Regions from separate parts of the Homo sapiens genome. Here region 1 is linked to region 2. Evidence: chromatin loops called from intact Hi-C (ENCODE). Cell type or tissue: endothelial cell of umbilical vein. All regions are shown on one strand. Each heading gives the region's core, and the rest is flanking DNA. Links, peaks and the distances in the headings are about the cores only.

The links. Hi-C counts contacts between places; a loop is a spot of excess contacts. Peaks named below come from ENCODE experiments on the same cell type or tissue, not always from the same donor. Only the 100,000 strongest peaks of a DNase experiment are listed, where the experiment ranks them.
Region 1: a loop joins it to region 2, with 9 times the contacts of the local background. A loop is called at or near these places in 8 of 110 quality-filtered maps.

The regions. Positions count from the first base shown.
Region 1 is chr2:25,988,538-25,996,126 of GRCh38, reverse strand. It overlaps the pseudogene UQCRHP2. Among named protein-coding and RNA genes, the nearest start is that of KIF3C, 9.8 kb to the right of the region's middle. RefSeq lists a silencer at 4,280-4,329. In endothelial cell of umbilical vein, for the core only: a CTCF peak has its summit at 4,420 (motif pointing left); a DNase peak (open chromatin) is centred at 4,376.
Region 2 is chr2:25,849,309-25,856,897 of GRCh38, reverse strand. The region is part of intron 1 of ASXL2 (ASXL transcriptional regulator 2); the gene reads left to right. Among named protein-coding and RNA genes, the nearest start is that of ASXL2, 25 kb to the left of the region's middle. In endothelial cell of umbilical vein, for the core only: a CTCF peak has its summit at 4,789 (motif pointing left); a DNase peak (open chromatin) is centred at 4,797; H3K27ac peaks cover 447 bases.

The sequences.
Region 1 (7,589 bases), core at 2,429-6,428, 140 kb before region 2:
AAAGAAAAGAAAAAAGTTAGGTACATGGCTGGGCGCTGTGGCTCACACCTGTAATCCCAGCACTTTGGGAGGCCGAGGTGGGTGGATCACTTGAGGCCAGGAGTTCGAGATCAGCCTGGCCAACATGGTAAAACCCTGTCTCTACTAAAAATAAAAAAAAAATAAATAAATAAATAAGGAAGGAAAAATAAAAAGAAAAAAGCCGGGTACAAAAGAATACACACTATATAAGTTTACATGAAGTTCAAAAGCAGGCAAACCAAAACCATAATCTTTAGTTGATAAAAGAACAAAGAAAAGGTAAGAATTACCAGAAAAGCTAGGATAGTGGTTACCTTTAACGAGTAAGGGGGAATTCCTGACAGCAGAAAATCCTGCAGGGGGCTTCTAGGATGGTGGCAATATCCTATTTTTGGCCTGGATAATGGGCACATGGATATTGTCTTATAATAATTCTGAGCCAGGCATGGTGGCTCACACCTGTAATCCCAGCACTTTGGGAGGCCGAGGTGGGAGGATCACGAAGTCAGGAGTTCGATACCAGCCTGACCAACACGGTGAAACCTTGTTTCTACTAAAAATACAAAATTGGCTGAGCCTGGTGGCGCACACCCGTAATCCCAGCCACTTGAGAGGCTGAGGCAGGAGAATTGCTTGAACCAGGGAGGCAGAGGTTGCAGTGAGCTGAGATTGGGCCATTGCATTCCAGCCTGGACAACAAAAGTGAAACTCCGTCTCAAATAATAATACTTTTTTAAGCCGTGTGTTTATGTACCATGCACCTTTCTGAATGTGTTTTATTCAATTAAACTATGTGTAATTGCCAATATGCAGTCATTTCTTTTTTTTTGCAGATTGCAGATCACAGAACTTTATTAAGATGAAATCACTGCGAATTACACAGAAGCTACCAGACTAAGCCAAAATCCATGAGGTTCATGTGAACTTACAGTTACAGAAATAAGAAACAAATGGCATATCCAAAACCATAAGGAAATATCCTGATGCCCAGGTGATGAAGCCTGTGGGGAATAAGTCCACACATTTATTTCAAGTTGTTAAAGAGTTTGTGGGCCACGCAATGGTCCGTTGCATGCAAAAAGTCAAAGAGCTCCTCCGTGCAATCCTCTTCTGTATGTGATTGAGAGGATACACACTCATCACAGAGCTCCAGCCACTCCTGGGCCTTTACACATTTCTCCAACTGCTGGCATTGCTCTCTCACTGTTGTTAGGGGATCCTGATGTAGAAACACTAATTCCCCCTCTTCTTCTTCCTCCTCCTTAGGATCTCCAGACTCGGTCAGCATCTTTCGCTCGTCCTCCAGTCCTATGTCTGGCTACGGTTCTGGATTCAACACGAGCAGCAACTGCGGCACCTAATCCACTTCAGGATCTAGAAGGACTTGTAAGAGTCACTCAGCTGATATCCGGCGATCTGGCCTGAAGTCAATATGCCGTCATTATTAACCTACAAAATGAGAATTCATGTGATTCAACCCAGTATTTCACACACACACAAAATAATTTACCAAGGCTGGGCGCGGTGGCTCACGCCTGTAATCTCAGCACTTAGGAAGGCCAAGGCGGGTGGATAACCTGAGGTCGGGAGTTCGAGACCAGCCTGACCAACATGGAGAAAGCCCATCTCTACTAAAAATACAAAATTAGCCAGGCGTGGTGGCACATGCCTGTAATCCCAGCTAATAGGGAGGCTGAGGCAGGAGAATCTCTTGAACCCGGAAGGCAGAGGTTGTGGTGAGCCGAGATCGCACCATTGCACTCCAGCCTGGACAACAACAGCGAAAATCTGTCTCAAAAAAAAAAAAAAAATTACATTAAGTTAAGCAGCCATTCAAAATGATGGTTGTGGCTGGGCACGGTGGTTCACACCTGTAATCCCAACACTTTCAGAGGCCAAAGATGGCGAATTGCTTGAGTCCAAGAGTTTGAGACCAGCCTGAGCAACATAGTGAAACCCCATCTCTACAAAAAATAAAAAACAAAAAAATTAGCGGAGTGCCGTGGTGCTGTAGTCCCAGCTACTTGGGAGGCTGAGGTGGGAGGATCACCTGAGCACAGGAGGTCAAGGCTGCAGTGAAACGTGGTTGCACCACTGCACTCTAGTCTGGGTGACAGAGTGTGACCCTGTCTCAAAAAAAAAAAAAGGAAAAGAAAAAAAGATAGTTGTGAAAACTATTAATAGCTTAATTCACCATTTATTCATTAAGCAAATATCTCCTGGGGTCTTATCATGAACCAGGCATATTTCTTTTTTTTTTTTTTCCCGAGACGGAGTTTCACTCTGTCGCCCAGGCTGGAATGCAAAGGAGCCATCTCGACTCATGGCAACCTCCGCTTCCCGGGTTCAAGTGATTCTCCTGCCTCAGCCTCCCAAGTAGCTGGTACTACAGGTGCCCGCCACCACACCCGGCTAATTTTTGTATTTTTAGTAGAGACGGGGTTTCACCATGTTGGCCAGGATGGTCTCGATCTCTTGTCCTCATGATCTGCCTGCCTCAGCCTTCGAAAGTGCTGGGATTACAGGCATGAGCCACTGTGCCGGGCCTGAACCAGGCATATTTCTAGGCACTGGGAGAAATTATCTCATTGCACATTAATGGGAAGAAGAAAACATAAACAGATAAAGAAATATCTAGAATGTCATATTGTGGTAAGTGCTGTGAAGAAAAACAAAATGGAGTAAGGATATAGGGAATGACAAAGAAGTATTTTAGGAAGCACGGACAAAAAAGCTTCTCTGAGGAGATGACATTTGCAAATACAAGTGAATGACAGGAAGGAGGGAAGCCGAGTGAGACGCTGGGAGAGAGAGCTTGCAGGCAGAGGAAAGAGCAAGTGCGCAGGCCCTCAAGCTGGAAGGTGCTTGGCAGGACTGAGGAACAAGGAGGCCAGTGTTGTTGGATGAGAGTAGGGAAGGGGGGAATAGGAACACATGATACAGGAGAAGGGACCAGGAGCTTGATAGAGTACAGTGTACGTGCCCCAACAAGGACTTTGGATTTCATTCTTTTCTTTCTTTCTTTTTTTTTTTTTTTTTTTTTGAGGCAGAGTCTCTCTCTGTCACCCAGGCTGGAGTGCAGTGGCATGATCTCGGCTCACTGTAACCTCCGTCTTCCGGGTTCAAGTGATTCTCCTGCCTCAGCCTCCCAAGTAGCTGGGATTACAGGCATGCACTACCATGCCCGGCTAATTTTTTGTATTTGTAATAGAGACAGGGTTTTGCCATGTTGGCCAAGCTGGTCTTGAACTCCTGACCTCAGGTGATTCGCCCACCTCAGCCTCCCAAAGTACTGGGATAACAGGCGTAAGCCAGTGCGCCCAGCCTGGATTTCGTTCTGAGAGGGATGAGACGTCATTGGAGGATGGAGAGGAGGAGGTAGGATGATTTGATATGTAGTTCTGAAGGAAGACTCTAGCTGTTCTGTCGCAGAGGAAGAGTAGGAGGATAAGGGTGGAACCAGGGGTTCCTGTTAAAATACTACTGCAGCGTGCAGGTGAGAGATGTAGGGGGCATGGACTAAGAGGGTAGTGGTGGTAGCATGGAGAGTTTTGGAATCAGGATCAACAGATTTTCTAAGTAGAACCGGGATAGCATTTGTTGATGAATTGTATTTAGGGTAAGAGGAAGAGGAGTCAACATGTACGATGCTTTAAAACAAAATTGAGACAATTCTATATAGAGTTTGGTCAAAACTCTTTTAAAAATGTTCTTAAATTACTTTTGGAACAAGACACTTACTTATAGCAAATTAGAAGAACTCGAGTTGGGGAGACACAATATATTCATAGATGGATGGATAGCACCATTTAAAAAAGCAGATGGTAATTGCACATCGTACAAATTGCCCCAGAAGGTAAGGAAAGGAAGAGGCCCCTAGGTCTGGAGGAGGCAGGTAGTGTTGAAAGAGGAAGGTAGAGTTAGACCAGATAGAGGTGGATTGAGGGCTGAGCCTCAGGGCTTAGGACAGGGTGGTAGGAAAAACACTGTCTTTCGAGTGGGAGGAATTAGGCTCAAGTTCCAGTGCAGCCACTTACCAGGTAAGTGAATGTGAAGATTAGATAAAACATCTGTGACCCACCCATTAGGTTCTCAGTAAAGGGGAACAACTATGAACTGTTCTTTTTATAATATCCAGAGTCTTAATTTTCAGATTTTTCTATGATTTTTTTATTTAGGTTGACAAATCCTGTTCACCAGAAATTACAGCAGAGATTGTAGACAGGAAGCTGCAGAGGAAAGAGGCACAATGAGAAATCAAGCTTGGACACATTTGGTAGACTCCTATAGTTAGGTAATAACTCATACAGTTAGGTAATTGCATAACGATTGATAGCCCAGAAATTGGAGCTCATCCAGTAATTCTGTCACATAGTCATGTCTCCCTCTGCTGGCAAAACTTGGTTTGTTTGTTTTTGGTTTTGGTTTTGAGATGTCGCCCAGGCTGGAGTGCAGTGGTACGATCTCGGCTCACTGCAACCTCCACCTCCCAGGTTCAAGTGATTCTCCTGCCTCAGCCTCCTGAGTAGCTGGGATTACAGGCTCGTGCCACTAGGCCTGGCTAATTTTTGTATTTTTAGTAGAGACGGGGTTTCGCCATGTTGGCCGGGGTGGTCTTGAACTCCTGACCTCAGGTGATTTACCACCCACCTCAGCCTCCCTAAGTGGTGGGATTACAGGCGTGAGCCACCGCACCTGGCCTGTTTTTTGTTTTGTTTTTTTAGAGACAGGGTCTCCCTCTGTTGCCCAGGCTGGTCTCAAACTCCCAGGCTCAAGGGATCCTTTTGCCTCAGCCTCCCGAAGTACTAGGATAACAGGTGTGAGTCATTACACCCAGCCAGAACTTGGTTTTTGTAGGGTAAATCCAAACCTGAATTACTTGTATTTGAACATTTGTAGACCCCAGGATTACCAAAGAGTGAACTCTGTCTTCTTTGTAGAATCTTACTGTGGCTGTCATTGGGACCACACTGGAAGAAGGTGGTGGAACGGGAATCCCCTGTGGAAAAATGACTTTTGTTGTTGTTGTTGTTGTTGAGACAGAGTCTCGCTCCATCACCTAGGCTGGAGTGCAGGGGCGCAATCTCAGCTCACTGCAACCTCTGCCTCCCAGGTTCAAGCGATTCTCCTGCCTCAGCCTCCTCAGTAGCTGGGACTACAGGCACCTACCACCACACCTGGCTAATTAAGGTATTTTTGGTAGAGGCAGGGTTTCTCCATGTTGGCCAGGCTGGTCTTGAACTCCTGACCTCAAGCAATCTGCCTGCCTTGGCCTCCCAAAATGCAGGGAAATACAGGCGTGAGACACTGCGCCCTGCCAAGAACTTTCATTATCAAAGGAAATGCAGCAAAGGAGCTTCTTCCTCCCACCAAGCCAGTGACGGGTCTGTATTCAATGAAGTTGTCATTCAAACCAGGACTGGGAAGCAACTGATCTGTACCTTACCATCATAGGAAGCTCACCCCGTAGCACAGGGGAAACACTAGGAGGGCTGCAGGTTTGGAGTCTGTAGACTGTGCCACTTGGCTGCGTTTCCTTTCTTAGTCACTTAATCAGTCTGAAGCTTAGGGTCCTCCTTATAATGTGAGGATATTAATAGTTTCTCCTTTCCTGGGATTTATGTGAAGATCAAGTGAGTAACAAATGTGATAATACTTTATTAACTGTTAATCACACTACAAATCTAAGGGTTTATTACTGTGATTTCTTTGTCTCACCTTTCCATTCTCTTGCCTTGAAGGTTTTTTTTTCTTTTCTTTGAGACAGAGTTTCGCTCTTACTGCCCAGGCTGGAGTGCAATGGCACGATCTCGGCTCACTGCAACATCCACCTCCTGAGTTGAAGCGATTCTCCTGCCTCAGCCTCCCGAATAGCTGGTATTGCAGGCGCCCGGCTAATTTTTGTATTTTTTAGTAGAGACAGAGTTTCTCCATGTTGGCCAGGCTGGTCTTGAACTCCTGACTTTGTTATCCGCCCACCTCAGTCTCCCAAAGTGTTGGGATTACAGGCGTGAGCCACCACGCTCGGCCTTTTTAATACATATTTATTTATTTATTTATTTATTTATTTATTTATTTATTTATTCTTGCCTTGAAGGTCTTTAAACATTCATTCATGGCCAGGTGCGGTGGCTGATGCCTGTAATCCCAGCACTTTGGGAGGCCGAGGCAGGTGGATCACCTAAGGTCGGGAGTTCGAGACCAGCCTGACCAACATGGAGAAACCCTGTCTCTACTAAAAATATACACAAAAAATTAGCTGGATGTGGTGGCGCATCCCTGTAATCCCAGCTACTTGGGAGGCTGAGGCAGGAGAATCACTTGAACCTGGGAGGCAGAGGTTGTGGTGAGCCGAGATCGCACCATTGCACTCCAGCCTGGGCAACAAGAGCAAAACTCTGTCTCAAAAAAAAAAAAATTAATTCATTTGCTTAATGGCCAATATTAACTATATTAACTATATAACAATATTATATAATAAATATATTAACTATATATATATATATATTTTTTTTTTTTTTTAAATAGGGTCTCTCTCTGTTGCCCAGGCTGGAGTGCAGTGATGCAATCTTGGCTCACTGCAACCTCTGCCTCCTGGGCTCAAGCCATCCTCCCACCTCAGCTTCCTGAGTAGCTAGGACTACAGCCACATGCCACCACACCTGACTAATTTTTGTGTTTTTTGTTGAGGTGAGGTTTTGGCATGTTGGCCAGGCTGGTCTCGAACTCCCGAGCTCAAGCAATCCACTGGCCTGGCCTCCCAAAGTGCTGAGGTTACAGGCATGAGCCACCGCCCTCGGGCAAATACTAACTACCTTAATTGCAGCCAGAACTGTGTTGGGTATGGGAAAAGGAGACACAAAGACAAAAAACATGGCCCTTGTCTTCAACACTTTATGGTGAGAGAGACAGACTCAGTTAGCCACAGTACAAGTCAAACTGTGATGAGTACTAGGGGTCTAGCTAAACAGAGAGCTATAGCAACATGAAGAGAGGAAATTTTTTTTCTTTTTTACAAATTAATTAATTTTTTTAAAAGATGGGGGTTTCAGTATGTTGCCCAGGCTGGTCTTGAACTTCAGCGCTTAAGTGATCCACTGGCCTCAACCTCCCAAAGTGCTGGGATTACAGGCATGAGCCATCGCACCTGGCCAAAAGGAAAAATAATTCTGGTAGAGTCAGGGGAGTCAAATAAGTCTTCCCAGAAGAGGTGATGCTCATATGGGACTTTATTTATTTGAAAAAATATTTATTGAGCACAAACTATGTACTGGAAGCTGCACTAGTCTTTGTGATCACAAAAATGAATAAAGCAGACATGTTATGACCTCACAGACCAGAGGAGGTGGACAAATTATGATTTAATTATACTTGTACTAATTTCTATGAAGGAAAGTACAGGGAAGGATGAGAACCTATTACAGAGGGACATACCTAGGTTGGTAAATCAAGAAAAATATCCTTAGGGAGGGACATTCAAGCTGAAATCCAAAGGATGAAGAGAAGGTATCTAGGCAAAGATGGTGAGGATAAATATTCTAGAAGCAGAGACACAATGTGTAAAGGCC
Region 2 (7,589 bases), core at 2,399-6,398:
TCCATCGAGGACCCCTTTGACCAGAATGACTGGGCCACTTGGACCTCGTTCCTCTCAGGGGTGGACATCCAGATTGTGGGGGATGACCTGACAGTCACCAACCCCAAGAGGATTGCCCAGTCCTTTGAGAAGAAGGTCTGCAGCTGTCTGCTGCTGAAGGTCAACCAGATCGGCTCGGTGACTGAATCGATCCAGGTATGCAAACTGGCTCACTCTAACGGCTGAGGGTTGATGGTGAGCCACCACTCTGGGGAGACTGAGGACATTTTCATTGCTGACCTTGTGGTGGGGCTCTGCACAGGACAGATCAAGACTGGCGCCCCCTACCCCTTGGAGCGTCTGGCGAAATACAACCAACTCATTTGAGGATTGAGGAGGCTCTTGGGGACAAGGCTGTCTTTGCTGGATACAAGTTCCGTAACCCGAAGGCCAAGTGAGAAGCTGGAGACTCCAGGACTCCACTGGACAGACCCAGGTCTTCCAGACCTGCTTCCTGAAATAAACACTGGTGTCAAAAAAAAAAAAAAAAAAAAAGTATAGGCCAGGTGAGCAGTGGCTCATGCCTGTAATCCCAGCACTTTGGGAGGCTGAGGTGGGCGGATCACCTGAGGTTAGGAGTTTGAGACCAGCCTGGCCGACATGGTGAAACCCCATCTCTAATAAAAATACAAAAATTAGCTGGGCATGGTGGTACAGGCCTGTAGTCCCAGCTACTTGGGAGGCTGAGGCAGGAGAATTGCTTGAACCCAGGAGGCGGAGGTTGCAGTGACCCGAGATTGCACTGCTGCACTCCAGCCTGGCGACAAAGTGAGACTCCGTCTCAAAAAACAAAAAACAAAAATTAGGTATGGTGGTGCATGCCTGTAATCCCAGCTACTCGGGAGGCTGAGGTCAGAGAATTGCTTGAACCCGGGAGACGGAGGCTGTGGTGAGCTGAGATCACGCCACTGCACTGCAGCCTGGCCGACAGAGCGAGACTCTGTCTCTAAATAAATAAATAAATAAATAAATAAATGCATTATCAAGATTGTGTTTCTGTCTCTCTCTCTTTTTTTTTTTTTTGAGACGGAGTCTCGCTCTGTCGCCCAGGCTGGAGTGCAGTGGCACGATCTCGGCTCACTGCAACCTCTGCCTCCCGGGATCAAGCAGTCCACTCAGCCTCTTGAGTAGCTGGGACCACAGGTGTGTGCCAGCATGCTCGGCTAATTTTTATATTTTTATTTATTTATTTGAGACAAGAGTCTCACTCTGTCGCCCAGCCTGGAGTGCAGTGGCATGATCTCAGCTCACTGCAACCTCCACCTCCTGGGTTCAAGTGATTCTCCTGCCTCAGCTTCCCAAGTTGAGATTACAGGCATGCACCACCACACCCAGCTCATTTTTGTGTTTTTAGCAGAGACGGGGTTTTGGCATGTTGGCCAGGCTAGTCTCAAACTCCTGACCTCAGGGAATCTGCCCGCCTTGGCCTTCCAAAGTGCTGAGATTACAGGCATGAGCTTAATTTTTATATTTTTAGTAGGGATAGAGTTTCACCATGTTTCCCAGGCTGGTCTCTAACTCCTGGGCTCAAAGCAATCCACCCACCTCGGCCTCCCAAGAAGTGCTGGGATTACAGATGTGAGCCACTGCGCCTGGCCTGTTACCAAGTTACTATCTATAAAGGTGTATCATTTTACCCTCTCCACTGTTTAGTGTGTATGTGCCTGTCTGATTCAACTCTTGAAGAATTTAATATTACCAGTTTAAAAATCTTTGCTATTTTGTTGAGTGATAGATAAACTTTGAGGTATCTGTCAAAAGGAGTAGGGAAGGTATGTCATATACAGAGCAGCATGAGCGAAGGTGGCATGCTGGCAGTGTGTGAGCGGCACTGTCTGCCAGAGCTGAGGAGGTTCTTGAGGGATATGTGTGTTGCAGGACACTGAAAGTTTCTATTTGGATGTGTTTCTTAATGGCTTGTGCTCTACAGTAAGCCTGTTCTTGACATCAGCTCCTCAAGACAGACACTGGCAGCAGTCTCTTAAAATGGCTTACTATAGAGGATGAGTGGAATAGGTCATAGTCTCTGCTGCAGTAGCTGGTTCCAAGGCCGTATTAATATTCATCATCTCCTTCTGCCACTGCCTAGTCTAGATTTCCGTCACTCATGGCCAGACTGCAGCTGATCAAGGTTGCTTGCCTGAAGCCATCATTCCTGAGGAGTCTAAGCCCCTATTTCTCTTTTCCATATCATGCCTTTGCCATATGCTGTACTTGCCTTTTATCATTAGATGTGGAAGCACTGAGGAGCACCTACTAGGTTAAGCTACAAATTGCTGTCACCTTCAGAGCCACCGAAGTGGTTGGCTCTTCTTTTTGAGGAATTATAACAGGGTTCTGAGAGTTGGATTCTGCTGATGACAAGTTGGACAACTCAGCAGCAGCAGTGGCTCTTTTCATTAATTAGCTGACAAAACCTTAGGCAAGTTATTTAATTTCTCTGCACTTCAGTTTTCACATCTGAAAAAAAATGGGCTGATAGTATCTACCTCATAGGTTTATTGTAAAGGTTAAATAAGCTAATATATCTAAATCACTTAGAATAGTGCTTGGCAGTTAAATGCTAGATAAGTATTAACTGTTAGTGTTATTAACTCTAAAGAGTTTGAAGAGAGTTTGGTTGAGAGCTTTTTTTCTTGAACTAGGGAGTGTGTATAACCTCCAGACTTTTTGGATAATTAAAAGAATCCAAGCTAGGAAAGACTAAACCCAAGTGACTTGATAGAGCTGTTCAGAATTGAGGGACCCCTAGGTAAACTATGCCCATGAGCTTACAATGTCAGCTTCTGTAATCTTCTCTGTATATCTGTAGGTGCCTCTCTGTATAGGTTTCGTATTTAAGTATTCTCAGCTACTTTTACACTCAAGTTTCTGCGCCCAAATCTGTAAATTTATTTGCATTTTCCCTCACCTTTTATCCTTTTTTAAAAAGAGGCATTTTTACTAGTGTCTGAAGCTAATCTTGCCACATATGTTCCTAATTCCATCAGCCAACCATTAAGTGTTTTAGATCTGTCATATAATAGGCACTAGTAATACTAGATGAATAAGGCTGGGCATGGTGGTTCACACTTGTAGTCCTAGCTACTTGGGAGGCTGAGGCAGGAGGATTGCTTGAGCCCAGGAGTTCGAGGCTGCAGTGAGCTATGATCATGTACTCCAGCTATAAAACTGCATGCCACCTTGGGCGACAGAGTGAGTCCCTGTCTCAAAAACAAAAAAACGGTGCACTGTGATAAGCAGTACTGGGGATGTATACGGTGCTGCTATAGGAGCATGGCTATTTTTGAAGCCATGGGAGGATGAAAATGTCCAAGGAGAGTAGACACTGAGGAGAAAAGAACCCTGAAGAAGACCAACATTAAAAGACTGTGGAGAATGAGGAAGTTGCTAGTAGAGAGGTAGAGTAGAGTGAACCACAAGAGTCTAGTGTGACAGAAGCTGAACAGAAAAGTGCATCTCAGGACACAGGTAGTGATCAGTAGATAACTGCTAAACAGCCAGGTAAGGACTTTTTCCCTCTTTCCTCCAAAGGCTCTGTTAGATCACATTTCTGTCTAAATACCATGTGTTCCTTGTTACTCTCATGTGTTGAGCTCCTGAACTCAGGTGAGTGAGTGTATAGTGAGTTTGGTAGCTGAGGGAAACCGCATCCTCTGAATTCATTTTGTTCTTGAGTATCAAATCGGAACTAGTACCTCAAGCTCAGATAATGAGGGATTTGTCAAAAACCGTATGTGAAATTACTTGCCACTCATGGTGGAAAGGGGGAAGATGGGATATGCAGGGATATTTGGGTCTCCCTTATGCTGGTTCAGTGCAACTTCATTTGACAAAACAATTATTCCTCAATTCCACATGTTCTGTTTCCTTTATTGTCCTAGAAAGAGTTGTTTTAATCCCCTATTACTACCTTTAGACTCCCAGTCAGTGCTAAATCCCCTCACATCTGATTTCTTCCCTCCGCATTAAGTGGAATCCGAATTTACAAAGCTAATTAAACATCCCTTTGTTGACAAATACAGGGGATACATTTCTGTTGTTATCTCAGCTTCTAGGCAGCATTTGACATTGTTGACCACCTAAACCTTAGAATACTTTTGTCTTTTCTGAAACAGCAGTGTTTTCTGGTTTTCTTCTCATCTCTCTGGTCATTTAGTTTATTTCCTAGTTTTTCTTCTCTGGCTCTTAAACGTTGATATATTGTTCTATAGCAGAAGCCCTCATCTCTTCTCACTCTATATTGGCTGATCTGATTTACTGGTATGGCACAAGTTACCCTAATTAAAGCTTTTGGGCAGTAAATGAGCCTTTTAACACTGATAGAACTTTATATATAGATCACTGTGTTACTTATTTGGACATTTAAAATGTAGCAGTCATATAGATTATACAAAATTCAGACTCTGCACATCTGTATATCTGGAATGAACTCATAATGTAATAGTAATTGAAATATTCCCGTTATTTAGGCTAGAATCAAACTTGAATCTTAGAGGCAACTCAGTTATTCTCGAGTGTTAGAAAATATAATTTTTAAATCCTTTTTATTAACTGAATTGGGAATCTACAAGCTAAGAAGTAAATATATTAAGCACCCTTTAAAAATCTAGCTTTAAATCTATGTAGTGTTGATTTTAGTTATTCTGAGTGGTTATTCATATTGTCATAAAGTAGTTTCTAAAAATTGTACTTTAAAGTTTCCATGAGCAGTTCAGTGGAATGAGGTTTGTTTGATAAACACTGCCCTCCTGTGGTTAACGTAAGCTAACAGTTTTGCAAAACTACTGTAGTCATTTCCGCTTGTGGAAGATAATGTAATGGTTCATACAGCATGTTTGCTCAGTAATATATGTGGCCAAGAAAGGGTTTTTTTCCCTCATTCTCTCCCTCTTGGTTTTTTCCTAGTGTGTCTGCACATTCTTCTCATTTCTATCCATGCACATTTTCTTTCTTTTTTTGGTGGGGGAGGCAGAGTCTCATTGTGTCACCGAGGCTGGAGTCCAGTGGCACGATCTCGGCTCATGGCAACCCCCACCTCCCAGGCTCAAGCGGTTCTCGTGCCTCAGCCTCCCGAGTAGCTGGGATAACAGGCGTGTGCCACCATACCCAGCTAATTTTTGTATCTTTAGTAGAACCAGGGTTTGGTCATGTTGGCCAGGCTGGTCATGACTGAGCCCGGCCCATGCACTTTTTCTTATGTGAATTATAAGAGTTAAATGTAAACGAATACAGAAAAAGTATTAAGCTATCAAAGGGAGGGAAGCTACATTTAAGTGTAAACATGCTTAAAGAAATAGAAAAGACCAGTCAGTTACAATACATAAAATTAATAAAAACTTTAATGGAAAATCAATAGTGATAAAAAGATGAAGAATAAACTGGAAGAAAGGGTTTGTAGTAAATGTGACAGTAAATGTTTCAATATATTTAATGTAAATTAGAGAGCTCTCACAAATGGTATATAAGTGGACAATAGCCAATGAATAGCCAATTCACAAGTGAGGAAATACAGTAATTAAAGCACAAAAGTATATTTAAATCCATAATGCTGCTTTATAAAATGATACTCATATTAATAGTGGTATTTGAAACAGAAATCAAATCACCTTTGGAGCATGCCAGAAAACCAGCTAATTATTCTGAAAACAGTAAATACAAAAATAAGTTACTTATCCTGCCCTTTTCTTTCTTTCTTTTTTTTTTTTTTTGGAGAAGGAGTTTTGCTCTTGTTGCCCAGGCTGGAGTGCAGTGGCACAATGTTGGCTCATTGCAACTTTCGCCTCCCAGGTTCAAGTGATTCTCCTGCCTCCTGCCTCAGCCTTCGGAGTAGCTGGGATTACAGGCATGCGCCCCCACACCTGGCTAATTTTTGTAGTTTTAGTAGAGATGAGGTTTCACCATGTTGGCCAGGCTGGTCTCAAACTCCTGACCTCAGGTGGTCCACCTGCCTTGGCCTGCTGGGATTACAGGCGTGAGCCACCGCATGCAGCCTTATCCTGCTTTTTTAATATGAATTGTACCTCGGGTAACCAAATAGATAGTGGAAAGCATCTATTTTTAGAAGGACTCTGGCTTATAAATGAAAAAGGAACGATAGACTATCAGCACTTTCCAGCCCCTAAATAAAATGATGGAGATAGTGATCATCGGTGGCTGCTAAAACAATTAGATTGAAATGCTGATGGGAAACTTTATAATAAGTGGATCAGATAGACCACATCTATCCCACTGATATATCTTAGCATCTCAAAAAAGAGATCATAGATGTTTTGTGTGTTCTGATGTGGTGTGGTAGGAAGTATACCATAAGCCTATGAAGTTTTCTTGCTAAAATAAAATCTGAATCTGAGCAAGCCTCTAGATTTCGATTCTAATTTTCAGGAAATGCAAGGGACAGAGGACCATACGATTAGCAAAATACAGAATGTGTGTAACTACAATACAGTTTACTAGTTTTTTCTCTAAGTAAATTGGAAGAAAAAGTGAGAGAAACCCATAGATTAAAAGATACTTCAAGACATGTGTTAGCCAAATGCAGTATATGTGGGTCTATTGATTTGAACAAACCAACTGTTTAAAAAAAGTGGTTTTTCCCTGTAAATTTGGGACATTGACTAAATAATTTGATATTAAGGAATTATAGTCATTTTCTGAGGTGTAAAAAAAAAAATTTAAGTCCTTGTTTTCAGAGATATATACTACAATAATAATGAATGAAATGTCTGAGGCTTGCTTCAGAATAACCCAGTTTGTGGACGGAGGGTGTCTGAAGGTATGGAGGAAACAAGATAGGCCATGTGTTGATAATTGTTGAAAATGGGTGATGGGTATGTGGTGGTTCATTGTAATGTTCTCTCTCATTTGGTGAATTTTTTTTAGATTTCCATAATAAAAAGTTTTAAAAGTGTAATATTTAAGTCTTTAATTGAAAAACATTTTTCTTTCTCCCCAAAACTATAGCTTTAAGTAGTCTGAAAAAATTTAGTATAATACTTTTCTAAATTAAAACTAATTTTAGGCCAGGCATGGTAGCTCACATCTGTAATCCTGGCACTTTGGGAGGCTGAGGCAGGTGGAATGTTGAGCCCAGGAATTTGAGACCAGCCTGGACAACATGGCAAAACCCCATCTCTACAAAAAGTACAAAAACCCAGCAGTTCGAGACCGGCCTGGGCAACATGGCAAAACCCTGTCTCTACAAAAAAATACAAAAATTAGCCAGGTGTGGTGGCATATGCCTATAGTCCTAGCTACTCAGGAGACTGAGACAGGAGGATAGCTTGAGCCTGGGAGGCGGAGGTTGCAGTGAGCTGTGATTGCACCACCGCACTCCAGCCTGGGCAATACAGTGAGACCCTGTCTCAAAAAAGACAACAAAAAACTTTTTTTTTTTTTTTTTTTTTGAGTCAGAGTCTCACTCTTTCATCCAGGCTAGAGTACCGTGGCGCTGTCTCGTCTCACTGTAGCCTCTGCCTCCTGGGTTCAAGTGATTCTTGAATTCTTGAACCAGCCTCCTGAGTAACTGGGATTACAGGCGCCCAGCCACC